2 separate regions of the Mus musculus genome follow, and region 1 is linked to region 2. The links are chromatin loops, found by intact Hi-C in ENCODE. Cell type or tissue: heart. All regions are shown on one strand. Each heading gives the region's core, and the rest is flanking DNA. Links, peaks and the distances in the headings are about the cores only.

The links. Peaks named below come from ENCODE experiments on the same cell type or tissue, not always from the same donor. Only the 100,000 strongest peaks of a DNase experiment are listed, where the experiment ranks them.
Region 1: a loop joins it to region 2, with 1.9 times the contacts of the local background. A loop is called at or near these places in 2 of 42 quality-filtered maps.

Annotation. Positions count from the first base shown.
Region 1 is chr4:155,890,099-155,895,466 of GRCm38, forward strand. Pusl1 (pseudouridylate synthase-like 1) reads right to left here and starts at 1,664. Exons shown (of 8, transcript NM_001033490.1): 1 at 1,533-1,664; 2 at 1,260-1,317; 3 at 954-1,141; 4 at 655-804; 5 at 401-571. The coding sequence starts at 1,609. It overlaps Acap3 (ArfGAP with coiled-coil, ankyrin repeat and PH domains 3), which reads left to right and starts at 1,777. Exons shown (of 24, transcript NM_207223.1): 1 at 1,777-2,343. The coding sequence starts at 2,297. In heart, for the core only: CTCF peaks have their summits at 2,035 and 4,714; DNase peaks (open chromatin) are centred at 1,713, 2,123, 3,393 and 4,333; H3K4me3 peaks cover 5,000 bases; H3K27ac peaks cover 3,003 bases.
Region 2 is chr4:155,990,029-155,995,396 of GRCm38, forward strand. B3galt6 (UDP-Gal:betaGal beta 1,3-galactosyltransferase, polypeptide 6) reads right to left here and starts at 2,650. Exons shown (of 1, transcript NM_080445.4): 1 at 1-2,650. The coding sequence starts at 2,588. The coding sequence ends at 1,611. Sdf4 (stromal cell derived factor 4) reads left to right here and starts at 2,815. Exons shown (of 7, transcript NM_011341.5): 1 at 2,815-3,306. In heart, for the core only: CTCF peaks have their summits at 2,411 and 3,073; DNase peaks (open chromatin) are centred at 1,823 and 3,073; H3K4me3 peaks cover 3,443 bases; H3K27ac peaks cover 2,538 bases.

The DNA of each region.
Region 1 (5,368 bases), core at 55-5,054, 100 kb before region 2:
ACCAAACCCTTGGAGCTGGTTCCAGATGTTATGTTCTCAAGGTGAGCGGCTGATTCCTGGTGTTTGAAGCAGAGAACTTAACGTAGTCTGTCAAAGTGGAATGGAACTATTCGCTCTAGTGAAATCTTTTCAGAGACTGCCAGAACTTACCTGCTATAAAGAGCTATGGGTCTGGCAGGGCCCTCAGAAAGGCAACATTTTCCACCCTGTGCTCCCCAGGCTGGCAGAGACCCCACCCAACAGGAAGAAGACACAAGTTTCTGGCTCACCTTCTTACACCCTCTAGGCCCAATGGATGTGCAATATACCCATTTAGCATCATCTCACTTTTATTGAGGTATTATGAGTAATGACCCTGGTGGCCTCTAGTCCTGGCATAGTGAAAGGCTAGTCGTCTCACCTGCTCCCCTCGGGGAGGACAAATGGGCTGGCTGGACCAGGTGACACTGAGACTCTTCGAAGTGTGCGTACAGTATTTGTGACTGGGCTGCCAGCAGACTGGAAGGCACTAAAATCATGTGTCCCGAGGAGGTGCTGGGCAGCCTCCTGCATGGCCGCCATATCCAGGTACCTGCAGAGCCAAATGAGCATTATTGAGGAGAGCCCAGGCAGATGGATGGTGAGCCATTTTCTTCCCATTCTTAGCTCACTCACTCTGTCTGCAGAGCCCAGCATACATTTTGTTCAAACACAGGCAGTTGATTAGGCCAGGAGCAGCCTGTGGCCAGACGATATTGGTAGGTCCTGGAGGTGGCTGCGTGTCGAGCGTGGAAGTCGTTGGGCACTCGGAAGGCCTTCAGTACACTGTGGCAAGCAGATCTGGCTCATCCCAGGAATGAGTATGCCCAACTGTCCACACAGCACTATGGAAATCTCTGCCTCCCACCACAGTGGGGTGCAATGGTAAAAGACAAAAAAAAAAGCCCAGAACCATACCAAAACCCCGGGCTCACCGAATGGCCGGGTGCTTCAGGTGGGTGTTGAGGGCCTTGGCCACGACCTCCGGGGAGAAAGGCGACTGCCCTGGGCGGCGCTGGATGTCCAGGTGCGCCGCGTTGCTCAGGGCATGCACCCCGGCATCGGTGCGGCTAGAGATGGTGAACCTGACCGGGTCGACAGAGTTCAGCCGCTTGGCAGCCTCCTGCGGGAACCGTACAGGCGGCTGCCACATCGATGGCCGGAGTCCGTGGAATAGGAGGAGGAGAGTGGGTAGGGGTTGGAGCTGCCGACTGCTTCTTCCTCCCCAAACCGGTCCTCACCTCCAGGAAGTTCAGCACCCCAACAGCGCGCGGATTGCCCCTCACGGCCGCAACCCCACTGCGGAGAGAAACAGGAAGGAATTATCTGCGGTGTCTGTGGACGCTGTCCCGCCAGGGGTCTCGGCGCCCAGGCGCGTGGGTTCGGTGCAGGCCACTGTGTTCCTCGGCTCCTAAAATCCCGCATCCCGAGACCGATCGCGCCCGTCCTGGTCACCTCGCGGACTTCCCGCGAGGCCGAGTGGAGAACGCGGGGGTAACAGCGGGAAAACGTACTTGAAGTCAGTGCCCAAGTACTGCAAGAACACAAGGTAGCGCGCACGCACCGAGCCCACCGCCCCGCAGGAGCCCATATTTGAGCGGGCGGGGCGCTTGCACGTGGCCCGCGGTCGACCCAGCCCAGCAGGGACGGCGCCTGCGCACTGACTCGGTCCGCCCCGCCTGAATGGAGAGGCGGGGGCGGAGCCAAGCTTAGGGATCGGGTGCAAAGTGCGGTCCTCTAGAGCCGGCTATGTTTCCTGTCCTCGGCCTCACAGGGGCGCGATGATGGGTCGCTTCCGCACAAGCGACCTTAATTCGTTCACTCCCGATCTCCCCGCCGCCGTCGCGGAGTGTGTCCGTCGGCAGCATTCCAGCCGAGTTCACCACCGCCGTGATGCCTGAAGTGGGCGAGCCGTGCCCTTCCCTGTCCCGCGACCGAGCCAAACCACTCCGAAGCCCAACCGCCGAGGCCGGCCCAGCTCCCAGACCGTGGTGACCGAGGACAGAGCGCAGCGACAGGCGAGGGGATGCAGCGGCGCTTTTAGCGACGCTCCCCGGAGGTGACAGCGGGTGGCGCAGGCAGAGGCTGACTTTGGCGACGCTCCCCAGCGGTGACAGGCGGGGCGGGGCCGCGGCGCGCCGGGCTCAGACCGAGGCGGGCAGGCGGGCGGGCGGGCGCGGAGCGCAGCTCGGCGCGGGCGCCACAGACGGTCCACGGGCCGGGGATGCCGCTCGACGCGCCTTGGTCCTCCGCACAGTGAGCACCGCTCGCCGCAGCCATGACGGTAGAGTTCGAGGAATGCATCAAGGACTCGCCGCGCTTCAGGTGTGCTGCGGGCCCGGGGTAGGGCGCGGGCGGGGATGGGGAGCCGCCTTTGTGCCGGAGGCGGGCAAGGGGTGTCCAGCGTGGTGACCGCTCCGAGTCCACCTGGACGGAGCAGAAGACCTGGCACGGACAAACCGGCGGGAGCCGGAGTCGCGGTCCCCTAGCTGCGCAGCTCCGCCTCCGGCCTCGGGGGACCGGAACAAAAGACGCCCCTGTGCTGATCACCTCGCGCGCGGGGGTGAGTGTGCAGACCGCCTTGGGCAGCTGTGTGTCACTGGGCATTTGCGTCCAGTGCCATCTCTAGAACTGTCCACCCTTCTTTGTGTGTATGCTCTGGTGTGCCACAAGTACTGGGCTCCTCCTTGGCCCTGTAGTCCAATTCTGGCTAGGATTGTCTGGCACCCTGCTTGGTCTCTATCTTGATCCGTATGTCCAGAGCAGTGTATGGGTGCAACCAGCCGGAGCCATCAGGGCCTGAGATAGACACCTTGGTGAGAGTTAACGGATGTATGAGTGACCCAGGAGCCTGAAGGGGTAGAGGCTGTAAGGATGAGGAAGTCGTGTTTAGGTGGAAGGGTATGGGCCTTATTCACCTATGGGTTTGTTTCTTTTATTGTTCCTGGAATACAGTCGTGCACATCTGTGTGAACCACATGGCCACACAGATATACATCTGTTTCATTGAGTGGCATTTGGCAGACAGTAATGGAGTACCTCCTGTGTGTCATTTGAAATTTCGGACCTTCGTGAGGTGTCCCACCTCTGTATGTGCACACACACACACACACACACACACACACACACACACGGGGGGGGGGGGAGCATGTTCTGCCACTCTGCTCTCCTTGGTGCACATGAATGTGTGGGTGAGCTGTGATACGGAGTTGGTGTGCTTGATGCATGCACATAGCCTAGTGTGGATGGACACGTGTGTACATGTGCTACATCTCTGTGGATTCGTGAACCGTGTTTGCCATGCTACTAGACACATGTTAACGTATGCAGGTGTGTGTTTTAGTGTGCACTGTATCCCTGGAACACATGTCTGCATGCCCTGTGCTAATACATGTATGCATGTTTATGTATAAGCATGTATCATGCCTTTGCTCGTGTGAGCTTGACCACATATGTACATGAGTGCTGGGTTTCTGAGGGCCTACCTCAGCAGTCCAGCTCTTTGCAAAACCACCTTGCAAGAGAGTCAGCCAGAAACACCTTGGAGCGTTAGAGTTTGCCAAGAGTGTCCACTGACTATAGGCAGGGGGCTTAAGGCAGTCAACTATGCTTTCCTGTTTTCTATTGAGAGGAGTGGTCTGAGAGCCTCTGATACCCCACAGTTCTGCATCCATTTGGTAGGAGTCTTAGCCAAGGTCTCAGTGCATGGAACTGGGCCCCAGTTGAAGCGCTCTCATTTTTGCCCTTACCCCTTTCTGCAAAGCCCTGGCTCTACCCTGCCTTGTACAGGGTTTTGGGCCTAAGCAGAAATCCACTCACCTCTAGGCCTTCTTTGCCACAGCCAGCCAGTTGGACTTGTGGGGCTGCAGTAGGTGTGGCAGGTACCTAGGCTTAACATCATTTCTTTTGATGGAGGAGGGGAATGCTGGGGATGACTCTCCGGACATTGGTCTTGGGGTGATGGAACCTGGCTTGGTGGTGTGGGGTGGGCTGTGACTGGATGAGTTCGAAGAGTACCTTGTCTACTCTAAGGTTTTACTGAAGTTATAACTTGATCTTTGTGGCCAAGAACCTTTAGGTGAGGCAGGGTGGGGCTGTCTGAAGGATGTGGAAGTGAGGTGGAGCCTAGACCCAAACCTAGAAACGTTGGTAGTTTTGCTTTGGGACTCTTGGCCTAGAATAAGGGCTTGTGACAGCCTTAGGAATGTCTCATAGTCCCTGAAGCTGTGGGTGGGGGTGCAGGGGAGCCCCGGAAGAGAAGCCGGCCCAGCCTTGGCTGCAAGCCCTTCCCTGGGTGGGGCTTCAAGCGCTGAGTCATGGCTTTGGTGAGGGGGCTCCTCCCCAACCTCCAAGCTGCTGAGGAAGTCCCTGGCTGGCAAAAAATAGGCATGGGGCAGGAGGGGATGCCTCAGGTCCTTGGCTGAGGAAGGGAGTGCTGAGAGACTCCCGGGACAGAATGCTGGCCCCCTTGAGCTTGTACTAACTGCCCACTATGTTCCCCTGTCCCCGTGAATACAAATGCCAGCTCCTGCTGCAGCCCCTCCCAGTTTCTGGCTCCCTGGCCAGCTGCAGCTCTCCATGCAGCTGTCTGGGCTGTCAGGCCTGCTTGGGGAGCACTGAATTGGTCTCTCCTAGGCAGATAGTTACATCTGTGTTCTGGAACTTCTGGCTCGCGTAGTGGCCAGAATCCTGGAACAGAGCCTCCTGTGGTAGCCTGTGTTAGGCTTAGATAAAGGACTTTTTTTTCCCCCCCCCACCAAGCCGGACAGGCTGTGCAGCATCCATCAAAGGCATGGCTGCCAATGGTTCACTCGGATGCTGCAGCTCTGTCCCTGTCCCTCTGAGCTTTAGGAATCACGGTGCCTAAGCCCTTACGAAGGGATGAGGCTGATGGCCGGGATCTTCGAGGGTCCGTGGCTAGGGCAGCCTGGCCATTTCAGCCCAGGTTCTAAATGAAACCGTGTTTCAGCCCCTATGCTTCTCATGCCCCTTACCCAGGAGAAACTCCACAACAGGTCTTTCTCCTTTCCTTTCTAAAGAGTAGGGCAGAAAGGGCTAAGGAGCTGCTAGAACTAATTCCCCTCTGACACCCAACCTCCAGCCCGTGTAAGTCTTGTTCCTAGAGGTCTGTCTAAACCTTCGGCCTATTTTGTTCCCAAGGTACCCCTTCCCTTGTAGGCCAGATGGGCCTAGCTCACCAGCTGAGCTGGTTGAATGAGGTGGGGGGCTGCTGGGAGTCTGCCCTGATTTCCTGATTTCCTGTTCCCAACTTGGAGTTGGGGGGTGCAGTCACGTGCCCGATCCATCTGCCTTTGGCTTCCGGGATTCTCCCAGGCTTCTCTTGGTGATG
Region 2 (5,368 bases), core at 115-5,114:
ACCATGTTGTGTAACTCAAAGGCCTTCTTGTGTGATTTGAAATAATGCTCGAGTTTGCCACTAGGCAGCTTTGACAAGAGCTACACCTCAGAAGCAAATCCACTGGCAGCCCACCCTGCAGTCCAGAATAGGCCTTGATATGCTAATGAACTAACCTTAAGGTGGCACTGATATGGCCGTGAACCCAAGGAAATGAGAACCCTGGGGATGGCCTGTCAATCGATCATACTGTCAATGTTCCTGTGACAAGGCTTCCATACCCTCCCATGTTGATACCTAAGGGACTTGAGACTCTCTTGGTGGCCCTGGCCTCAGTCACCCCGGAACTTCAGGTGCTGTTACTCCGCCCACTTAAGCCCGCCATTGACTGGCCACATGCTTACACTCTCAAGGACCTCCTTGGAGTCGGCCACAATTGATAACTGAAGGCCTTGACGGTGGGTGGTGGCTGAGAAGTATTCTGAAATGTATTCCCAGAGATCACACGGTGGAACCTGCTTGGTGAGACAGCTGCTTAACTTTTATATTAGCCCGATACTGTAAAGACTGTTGGTGTGAATAAACCACTTTGAAAGACAAACTTTGTGTGGACATTCTGATCCCAAGTGCCTTACAGTCCATACGCTCACACACCCTGAAAAGCTTTAAAAGTCATGTCTGTTCAGAAACAAACACACACACAAAAAGACTGATTTATGTGTAAACCTGAAAGAGAAATGGATAGTTTAAATATTCTTCTATGCTTTAAACACACCCAGAAGTGGGGTTGGCCACTTAGGCTGTTGACAGATTAATCCACAGATACAAAATCTGACACAAGTATTTTCCTTTAGTTAAAAATAAATTAAGACGTGCACTCCCAACTTAAAAAAATTTAAGGGTTTCTCTGCATAGTCCTGGCTATCCTGGACTCACTCTGTAGACCAGGCTGGCCTTGAACCCAGAGATTTGCCTGCCTCTGTAAATTCTTATCTATGCAAGCATACAATATTTATAAATAGGTCTAAGCAAACTGCATTATATTTATCAACCTCTATCCACTGAGACAAAAATTCTAACCTAGTTGACTTGAAAATCAAGTCAAACCTCATACTTGTCCATGACAAAAGATAAAAAACGGGAGACACAACAGAATGGAACTCTGTCTGAACAATACAAAGACAACTTTGACAAGTAACATTTTGAGATGAATTCAACACAGTCTGCAGGTGAGGCTGTGCAGAACAATCAAGATGGGCAGTGAGCTGCAGAGTTTGCAGAATGAGGGCACTCTAAACTCATCAAGTGAGGAGGCCCTTCCCTCACACTCCAGATGGCTGATAGGTGGCATTACATGGTCAGTGTGTGTGCATGTGTGTGTGTGTGTGCGCGCGCGTGCGCGCGCACGCGCTCAGATGCAATCTCCACATTCATAACCAGATGTCCTTGGGTAGGCCTTACACCAGACCACTAATGGCACCCTCAGTGGACTAGACATTGTTAGCTGTCTCTGGCCATCAGTCCCAAGGTCTCAACAGCAATTGGATAAACCAAGCTCAGCCCAGATCATTTATCAGATTGTTCAGGATGCTTGGCCTGTGTCAGGAGAGACCCCGGCACCTGCAGTGACATCAGGGAACGCCCTCCTTGCGCTGGCAGCACTGGGAGGGTGGAGCTGACCAGTCATAGACATAGGAAAGGCGCAACTGCACCTCATGCTTGCACAACCGGCCCTCATGCAGCAACATCTGTTGCTTCTCCAACATGTCCTCTGGGCTTTGCTTGTGTGTCACCAGATACTGATTGTTGCAGCCTCGAGATTTGTACTCCGTGTCGAAGCGTGGGTCGTGCTCCCGTTGCACATCCACTGGTGCCAGCCAGGTGCCCAGCGATACGTCTTCACTGTGCCACGCGCGCAGGTACTCGCGGCTGAGGCGCAGGTAATGCACCAGGTCCGCAGAAAGGACATAGCCACCGCCCAACGCGTAGGGCAGGTAGTAGTCGCAGAGTTGCCAGGCTGCTTCTCGCCAGCGACCTCCCGGCTTGACGCGCCCGCGCCCGGAAAAGAAGCCCCAGTAGAGGCGCCGGCGGCGTGCGGGCTCCCGTGCGCGTAGGTCCACCAGGATAGCGTCCAGGCGCGCAAAGGAGTCGTCGTCCGCCTTGAGCACGAACTCGAAGTCCACGCGCTCATCCAGCCAGGTCAGCATGGCCAGGACCTTGGCCGTGAGGTTCTCGTAGGCGTCGCGCAGGGCGGGCAGCAGCAGCAGGTCCCCGTGCTGCGCCTGCTCGAGCTCAAGAGCGCGCCGCTCCTCCGAGCCTAAGCCGCCAGTGCCCACGGCGAAGCGCGCCCACACGTCCTCGGGTCCGCCACGCCTCTCCGGTGCCAGCCACGTGCTGCGCACTGCGGTGCGGCGCTCGACCGCGCGGGGCGCACTGGCCACCAGCACCGCCAGGAAGGCCTTAGCGCGGGGCCGAGCGGCTCCGGAAGCGGAGGGCGTCTCGCCCTCGGAAGCGCAGCGCGCCAGGTACAACAGAGTGGTGCCGCAGAACGCCAGGCCGCCTAGGCCCAGCGCCACCCGGTGCCGCCAAGCGCGCCGGAATACCTTCATGCTGCGGGCGAGAGGCCGCCGAGGAGCGCAGGCGCGGACGCTGGAAGGCGCCTGCGCGACTCGGACGCTGGAAGGCGCCTGCGCGACTCGGAGGCTGGAAGGCGCCTGCGCGACTCGGAGGCTGGAAGGCGCCTGCGCGACTCGGAGACTGGAAGGCGCCTGCGCGACTCGACTCGGAGACTGGAAGGCGCCTGCGCGACTCGACTCGGAGACTGGAAGGCGCCTGCGCGACTCGGAGACTGGAAGGCTCGGAGGCTGGAAGGCGCCTGCGCGACTCGGACGCTGGAAGGCGCCTGCGCGACTCGGACGCTGGAAGGCGCCTGCGCGACTCGACTCGGACGCTGGAAGGCGCCTGCGCGACTCGGAGACTGGCGCGGCCGGTTAGGCCTGGTAACGTGGGAGGAGCCCCGAGGCGCACCGTGGCTGGGGGTTTCGACTCCCCGGAGCTGATATCCAGGGCGGCTTTGAAGGATAGGGCTGGGCCCAGAATGATTGACACGTGACCCCGCGCGCCATTCCTATTGGTTGCTTCGCAGAGGCTGCTTCCGCCCATAAGAAAGATGGCGGCTTCGAGATTCGTACCGGAGGCCGGGTGTTTTTTTCCCCACCGTTCCCGGTTGTCTTATTCGCCCCTTCCCGGAAGAAAGATGGCGGCGGCCTGAGCCGAGTTCTGCGTAAGACTTGGCGGGCGCCCAGACCCGGCGCATCAGAAGCCGGGGTGAGTGAGGGGTCCCTGCAGTCGCCGTGCGAGGGGCGGGCTTGGGAGGCCATTCGGGTAGCGTTCGAATCGCGCCAGGTCTGAGCCGGCTCGACCCCGCGGGCCGCCCTCTTCCTCGGCTGCTGCTTCCGGAACTCACTGCCGCGGGGGATCTGAGGCTCGGGGCTCTGTTACCGGCTGGCGTTGTGACCTCAACTTGTGGTCCAGCAGCATCTCTGCCTCGGTTTCCCCTTTGGTAAAACGTGCGCCATGAGTTCTAGTAGTGTGAGCTGGAAATGGAAGGCCTGGGTAAAACCTTCCTGCCCAGCCCGGGTTGGTGGGCGTTCTTCTCCGGTACTGTTCGGCGTAGTTCTTAAACCGACATTGCTTTTACTTACTGTTGTTGTTGTTGACGTTTTTCGAGACGAGCGAGCTTTCTCCGTGTAGCTCGGGCTGTGCTGGAGCTCACTCTGTAGACCAGAGTGGCTGCACTGGAACTCAGAGATCGCCTGCCTTTGCCTCCTTAGTGCTAGAATTAAAGGCTTTTTCTTTTCTTTTACTTAACTTTTTTTTTTTTCTTCCTGCCAGGCTTTATTTCTTTACATTCCTATTTTTGTGTTGCTGGAGGAGATCGAATCCAGCACCGTAAATGCTGGGCAAAGGCTCTACTACTGGGCTAAATCATCAGTCCACTACCAGCTTTTGGGCTGTTTTACACTGTTGGTTTTTAGACTTTGGTGGTCTTTTTTTTTTTCCCTTTCCTCTTTTGTTGTTGTTAGCGATAGGTTCCAGACAGGGTTTCATGTAGCCTGCCTGAACTTACTATGTAGCTGAGGCTGGCCTTGAACTATTGAGTCTACTGCCTGTAACTCGAAGCAAGCCTAGTCAGTCTGCTTGGCAAGTTCCTGGCCAACCAAGGCTTCATTGTGAGACCCTGTCTCAAAACAAAACAAAAAAGCAAAAGAAACAAAATATATAGTTTGATTTCATCAGAATTATAATGTAAGGATGGCAAAGAAGTACAGATATTCCCCCAGCCACCCTGTGTATTCCTGAAACCTAGGTGGAACTAAGTCCTGAGTAGACTGTTATAGGTACAGCAAATTTTAATTTAGAAATTAGGCCCAGGTAGAGATTAACAAATGATCATAAAACAGTTGTGACTTTGACAAATAGAATGCCATCTGACTTCGATTGATGGCAAATCAAGGGGTATCATTGTCACCTCCACTACAGGTGTCACTAGCATTCCTTTTTACTACTGGTTGGAAACTGATATGTGTAGAAGCTATGACAAGATGAAACTCCTGAGTTTCATGCCTGTTTTCTTCTCCTTGTATTCTTACACCCGTCTCCTCATCATTCCGGGGCAAATCCTTGAGCATTTCCCAGAATTCTCTCTACCCCTGCCAGATGTCCCACCTCCTATTCTCTGCCTTAGCTCATTAACCATAGGCTTTTTTATTGACAGGTGATGCTTATAATAGATTCTCTACAGCAAAGGTCAGATGCCTTAACCAAGGTCACAGAGCTCTGTGGTCAAGCTGGGGTCTGGAGAATGAGTGACCGCAGCCGTCCAATACACACTGGAATAGTGATTAGGGAGGAATGGAGTCAGGTTTACGTTGTTGTGTTGTTGGTGTGTGGGGTTAGGGTACAGGAAGTGCTGCAACTTTAGCCTGGCCAAGTACATTTCTCCAGTTTCTTTTTTAAAAAGTAAAAACATCATTTGTTGTTTTCCTTTTTCACTTTTTCTTCTTCATTCCCCCCCCCCCCCCCCCCCCGGTAGTGCTGGGATCAGCCCTAGGACTTGAGCACACCAGACAAGTGTTTCACCCCTGCCTGAGCTATATATATATAATATATATATATATATATCCCTAGCCCCTTGTGTGTGGATCTTGTTTGGAGATAGGATCTTACTGTTTATCCATGGCTGGCTTGGAGCTCACAGTGTGGACCAGACTGGCCTTGAACTCAGAGATCCACCCATGTCCACCTCCTGTGTGCTGGGATTAAAGTTGAATGTCACCATATCCTGCTGGAATATATGGTTGGTCCTGATTATTAAATCATGTTATGA